2 separate regions of the Homo sapiens genome follow, and region 1 is linked to region 2. Evidence: chromatin contacts called from ENCODE Hi-C or POLR2A ChIA-PET data. All regions are on one chromosome and are shown on one strand. Each heading gives the region's core, a stretch centred on a gene start or an enhancer-like site at or near the end of the contact. The rest is flanking DNA. Distances are from core to core; before and after follow the strand shown. Region 1 holds the start of PTH2 (parathyroid hormone 2). Region 2 holds the start of HRC (histidine rich calcium binding protein).

The links. A loop is a pair of places that touch in the nucleus more often than their neighbours do. ChIA-PET counts read pairs that join two places held with the same protein, here RNA polymerase II (POLR2A).
Region 1: a loop to region 2 is called in a map with no recorded cell type, with 2.7 times the contacts of the local background. The contact joins the promoter of PTH2 here to the promoter of HRC in region 2. A Hi-C loop is called at or near these places in 1 of 37 single-sample maps with no recorded cell type. POLR2A ChIA-PET finds 5 or more read pairs at or near these places in 5 of 52 experiments (A549, AG04450, H1 and 2 more).

The regions. Positions count from the first base shown.
Region 1 is chr19:49,422,159-49,424,858 of GRCh38, reverse strand. It overlaps PTH2 (parathyroid hormone 2), which reads left to right and starts at 1,418. Exons shown (of 2, transcript NM_178449.4): 1 at 1,418-1,647; 2 at 2,217-2,440. The coding sequence starts at 1,520. The coding sequence ends at 2,391. It also overlaps a transcript of GFY not described here. RefSeq lists a silencer at 1,099-1,302.
Region 2 is chr19:49,154,146-49,156,845 of GRCh38, reverse strand. HRC (histidine rich calcium binding protein) reads left to right here and starts at 1,450. Exons shown (of 6, transcript NM_002152.3): 1 at 1,450-2,700. The coding sequence starts at 1,609.

The DNA of each region.
Region 1 (2,700 bases), core at 169-2,668, 270 kb before region 2:
CTTTTTAAATTTTTTTTTTTTTTTGAGACAGAGTCTCACTCTGTTGCCCAGGCTGGAGTGCAGTGGTGCGATCTCAGCTCACTGCAACCTCCCTCTCCCAGGTTCAAGCGATTTTCCTGCCTCAGCCTCCCAAGTAGCTGGGATTACACCACACCTAATTTATGTATTTTTGTAGAGAAGGAGTTTCGCCATGTTGGCCAGTCTGGTCTCGAACTCCTGACCTCAAGTGATCCACCCACCACGGCCTTCCAAAGTGCTGGGATTACAGGCATGAGCCACAGCACCCGGCTGAGGCCCCTCTTAAGAGTCAGTGTGGACTGGGTGTGCTGGCTCACGCCTGTAATCCCAACACTCTGGGAGGCCAAGGAGGGCAGATCACAAGGTCAGGAGTTCAAGACCAGCCTGGCCAACAGTTTGGCGAAACCCTATCTCTACTAAAAATACAAAAATTAGCTGGGCGTGATGGTGGGCACCTGTAATCCCAGCTACTCGGGAGGCTGAGGCAGGACAATGGCTTGAACCTGGGAGGTGGAGGTTGCAGTGAGCCGAGATAGTGCCATTGCACTCCAGCCTGGGCAACAAGAGCAAGACTCCATCTCAAACAGACAAACACACACACACAAAAAGAGTCAGTGTGAGGAGGACTGGGCTTTAATCTTCACAGCACCCCCAAACTCCTCCCAGATAAGGGCTTAGACACATCCTTAGGGCAGCTCAGGAGCCCTGTCTGTTTTCCCCTCTTCTCACTCTCTGAGGTTTTTCTGATGTGGTCTGTCACTTTTCCTGTCCTCACACCCCTGCCACACGTACCCTTTGCCATTTCTTGCCTTTCCCCCCTCCCTACCTCACCCTCGATCTTTCTGGGCCTCTCGCTGCTGTATTTATCTCTGGGCAGCTCCTTCCAGACCAGGACGTCCTTCCATTTCCGTCTGTCTTTCTGAGAGCCTTTTCTTTCCCTCCTCCATCTCCATCTGACTGTTCGTTTCCATCTCCTTCGCTCTCTTTTCTTGTTTTCTTCCTTTTCCTTTCTTTTTCTGTCGTTCCCATTCTTTCTCTCTATTTCTTCCTCGGCCACTCTGTCTTTGTCCTTCTCTTTGTGTCTCTGTTCCTCTGACGGTCCTTCCGCCAGTCTCTATTTTTAGCCCTCTGACACACCCCCTGTGTCCACCTCTCTGTCTGTCTGTCTCTCCCCCTCCCTCGTCTCAGGTCCAGCTTCTGGTCCCAATTAGTTGGTGGCGGCCAAGGCAGCGGCAGGTCCCCCACCCCCGGCTCCTCATTACCGCTGGCGGCTCCTAATGAGCCTGGGGAGGGGGTGACCCCGCGTCCCCGGCCCCCCGGCCTGCGTCACTGCCCGGTGCGGGGGCTGCGGAGGCGATATAAGGGGGCTGCCACCATCGCTGCCCCAGCCCACTGCACGGTAGGGGACTGTGCGGGAAGCTGGGGGTGGATGCATGGTGGGGCCCGGGGTTCTGGGCCGGGATGCAGCCCTACTGAGCCCCTTTCTGGTTCTCCACAGGTGATGGAGACCCGCCAGGTGTCCAGGAGCCCTCGGGTTCGGCTGCTGCTGCTGCTGCTGCTGCTGCTGGTGGTGCCCTGGGGCGTCCGCACTGCCTCGGGAGTCGCCCTGCCCCCGGTCGGGGTCCTCAGGTAGGTGCCAGTCCCAGAACTCCCAGGGAGGGGTGGGAACTTGGAGAAGTGGGAAGAGAACCAAAGAGAAAGGGGACGGAAGATCCAGAAAGCGGAACAGAAGCCCAAAGAGAGGGCGACCGAGACCCAGCGAGAAGACAGAGACTAGGGGTGGGGGAAGGCGGGAGGAGGGTTTGGTGGTAGTGGTGGTGCGGGAAATGGACAGAAAATCAGCAAGGGAAAGAGACACAGAAAGATAGATCCCGAGAAAGGCGTGGAGAGGCTCGAAAGGAGTCGTTGCAGAAACGGATTCATTCTTTGAGCAACGTTTATTGGGTTCTTGGTGTGCGCCTGGCCATGCGCTGAGCGCTGTGGGCGGACAAGTGCATCAGACTCGGTCTCAGTACCTGGGGAGTTTCGAACCTGGTGAGCAGAGAGACAGAGACCCACACAGAGAACGAGAGAGACAGGGGGAGCCGGACCGAGCCACTCCACGGACTGGGCAGTAACGGGGCTTCGAGTTAGACCGCGGGGAGGACAGGCGGCGGCAAGAGCGAGTCTGGACGCGCGGTCACCGCGTCTCTCCACAGCCTCCGCCCCCCAGGACGGGCCTGGGCGGATCCCGCCACCCCCAGGCCGCGGAGGAGCCTGGCGCTGGCGGACGACGCGGCCTTCCGGGAGCGCGCGCGGTTGCTGGCCGCCCTCGAGCGCCGCCACTGGCTGAACTCGTACATGCACAAGCTGCTGGTGTTGGATGCGCCCTGAGCGCGCTGCCCGTCCCCATCTTAATAAAGACCATGCCCTGCGCTCCGGACTGCGCCTAGTTCCTGCGCGACCTGCGTGTGCGTTGGGTTGGGGGCGCGGGGCTTGAAATGGGGGGTAGAAAAGAGACAGGACTCTGTGTCGGCCACTCTGGCATCTCTCTCCTCAGTCCCCACTCTATTTTCTTTCCTCAATTCCGTTTCTCTCTGCCTGTCTTTGTCCAGGAAGCTGGCTTCTTTCCTATTTCTGGATCTCTGCTTCCCTATCGCCCCCACCCCCCCGCCCCCTCCTTTCATTCTGGGCCCCTGTCCC
Region 2 (2,700 bases), core at 201-2,700:
CCCAGGGATGGGGGGACAGAGACCCAGGGAGAGGGGACAGAGACCCACGGAGAGGGGTACAGAGACCCAGGGAGAGGGGACAGAGACCCAGAGAGAGGGGGACAGAGACTCTGAGACAGAGGGGGACAGAGACCCTGAGAGAGGGGGACAGAGACCCAGAGAGAGGGGAACAGAGACCCAGAGAGAGAGGGGGACAGAGACCCACAGAGAGAGGGGAACAGAGACCCAGAGAGAGGGGGACAGAGATCCACAGAGAGAGGGGGACAGAGACCCACAGAGAGAGGGGAACAGAGACCCAGAGAGAGGGGGACAGAGATCCACAGAGAGAGGGGGACAGAGACCCAGGGAGAGGGGGACAGAGACCCAGAGAGAGGGGGACAGAGACCCAGGGAGAGGTGGACAGAGACTCTGAGACAGAGGGGGACAGAGACTCTGAGAGAGAGTGGGGACAGAGACCCAGAGAGGTGGATGCCAGAGATGGGGAGGAGACACCTTGACTGAGGCAAGGGGCAGAGGGGGATGCAAAAACCAAAGAATTGGGGGAAGGGCAGGAACTCAGAAAGGAGGGGCCAGAGATTTAGGGGAGAGAGAGGGACACAGACTTGGGGGAGGACTGACACTAAGATAAGAGTGGGACAGAAGCCCAGAGTGAGAGGGAGAGGCAATCCCATGGAGGAGGGACAGGGACCCTGAGAGAGCAGATGACAGAATTGAAGAGAGAGGAGGACCCGTGAACAGGAAAGGAGACCCTAGTGGGGGCAGTCATGAAGGGTGAGGAGTAGGAAATACTGACACACAGAGACGGGCAAGGCCACTTGTCTCCTGCCAGCCCTCTGTGATGGGGACAGCTGTGGCCTCCGTAACCTGAGTCCCCCTACCCCTCCCAGCTGTATTTATAGCCCTGGCCTAGCCCAGTCCCTGCCCCCAGATCTGAGTTCCAGGGACAGGAGGTCATGGGCACGTGTGTTGGGGGCCATGTTCCTTTCCCCCCATTCTAGGGCCTCAATACTGACATCACTCTCTCACCAGCACGTATCATTCCAGCTGGAAACACCCCGCAATCGAACCCCCAGTCCTTCCGTCCCAGGAGTCTCTCCCCTCTGATAAGTCTCTTCTGCCTCCCCCAGGTGCCCCAGGCTCCCCCAAAAACCTGCTAAAAGTCTAGCCTTTGTCTTTGCAGCTGCCAAACGTGAGCTTGTTGGTAGTTCAAAGTCAAGTCCCTTGGCCACCGTCTCCTGGCCAGGGAGAGACCCCTCACTGGTCCCCTCCCCAGCTGGGAGGAGGAGGAGCAGGAGGCAGGCAGGCGGGGACTGACCCAGAATAACTCAGGGCTGAGAGTAAATTTAGCTGGAGAGAGGGGAGGGGAAGGACCCTATTGGCTGGGGAATGGGGAGGGAGGGCCCCAGAGGGGGGTCAGGGGGCTCCGGAGACAGCCTCAGAGGGGTGTCCAGAGCCAGGCAGCAAGGACCAGAGGAAGGTGGACAGAGACCGAAAGGACAAAGGAGAGACACAGAGAAAAAAAGAGACCAACCCCAAAGGGACAAAGACCCCAACGTTTGTCCACATTGCCGCAGAGGCAGCTGGAGCCAGTGCTGCCTGTCCGTCCCCATGGGCCACCATAGGCCATGGCTGCACGCTTCTGTCCTCTGGGCTGGGGTGGCCAGCCTGCTCCTCCCCCCGGCCATGACCCAGCAGCTCAGAGGGGATGGGCTAGGCTTCAGAAACCGGAACAACAGCACTGGAGTCGCCGGGCTCTCCGAGGAGGCATCAGCAGAGCTTCGCCACCACCTCCACAGCCCTAGAGACCATCCAGATGAGAACAAGGATGTTTCCACAGAGAATGGGCATCATTTCTGGAGCCACCCAGACCGTGAAAAGGAGGATGAAGATGTCTCCAAGGAATATGGGCACCTACTCCCAGGCCACAGGTCCCAAGACCACAAAGTCGGAGATGAGGGTGTCTCAGGTGAGGAGGTCTTTGCAGAGCATGGTGGGCAGGCCCGTGGGCACAGAGGCCACGGGAGTGAAGACACGGAAGACTCAGCTGAGCACAGGCACCACCTCCCCAGCCACAGGAGCCACAGCCATCAAGACGAGGATGAGGATGAAGTTGTGTCCAGTGAGCATCACCATCATATCCTCAGGCATGGACACCGAGGCCATGATGGGGAAGATGATGAAGGAGAAGAGGAGGAGGAGGAGGAGGAGGAGGAAGAGGAGGCCTCCACTGAGTATGGACACCAGGCCCACAGGCACCGAGGCCATGGGAGTGAAGAGGATGAGGATGTCTCAGATGGACACCATCATCATGGCCCCAGCCACAGGCACCAAGGCCATGAAGAAGATGACGATGATGATGATGATGATGATGATGATGATGATGATGATGATGTCTCCATTGAATATAGACACCAGGCTCACAGGCACCAAGGCCACGGGATTGAAGAGGATGAAGATGTCTCAGATGGACACCATCATCGCGACCCCAGCCACAGGCACCGAAGCCATGAAGAAGATGACAATGATGATGATGATGTCTCCACTGAGTATGGACACCAGGCCCACAGGCACCAAGACCACAGAAAGGAAGAGGTTGAGGCTGTCTCAGGTGAACACCACCATCATGTCCCTGACCACAGGCACCAAGGCCACAGAGACGAGGAAGAAGATGAGGATGTGTCCACTGAACGTTGGCACCAG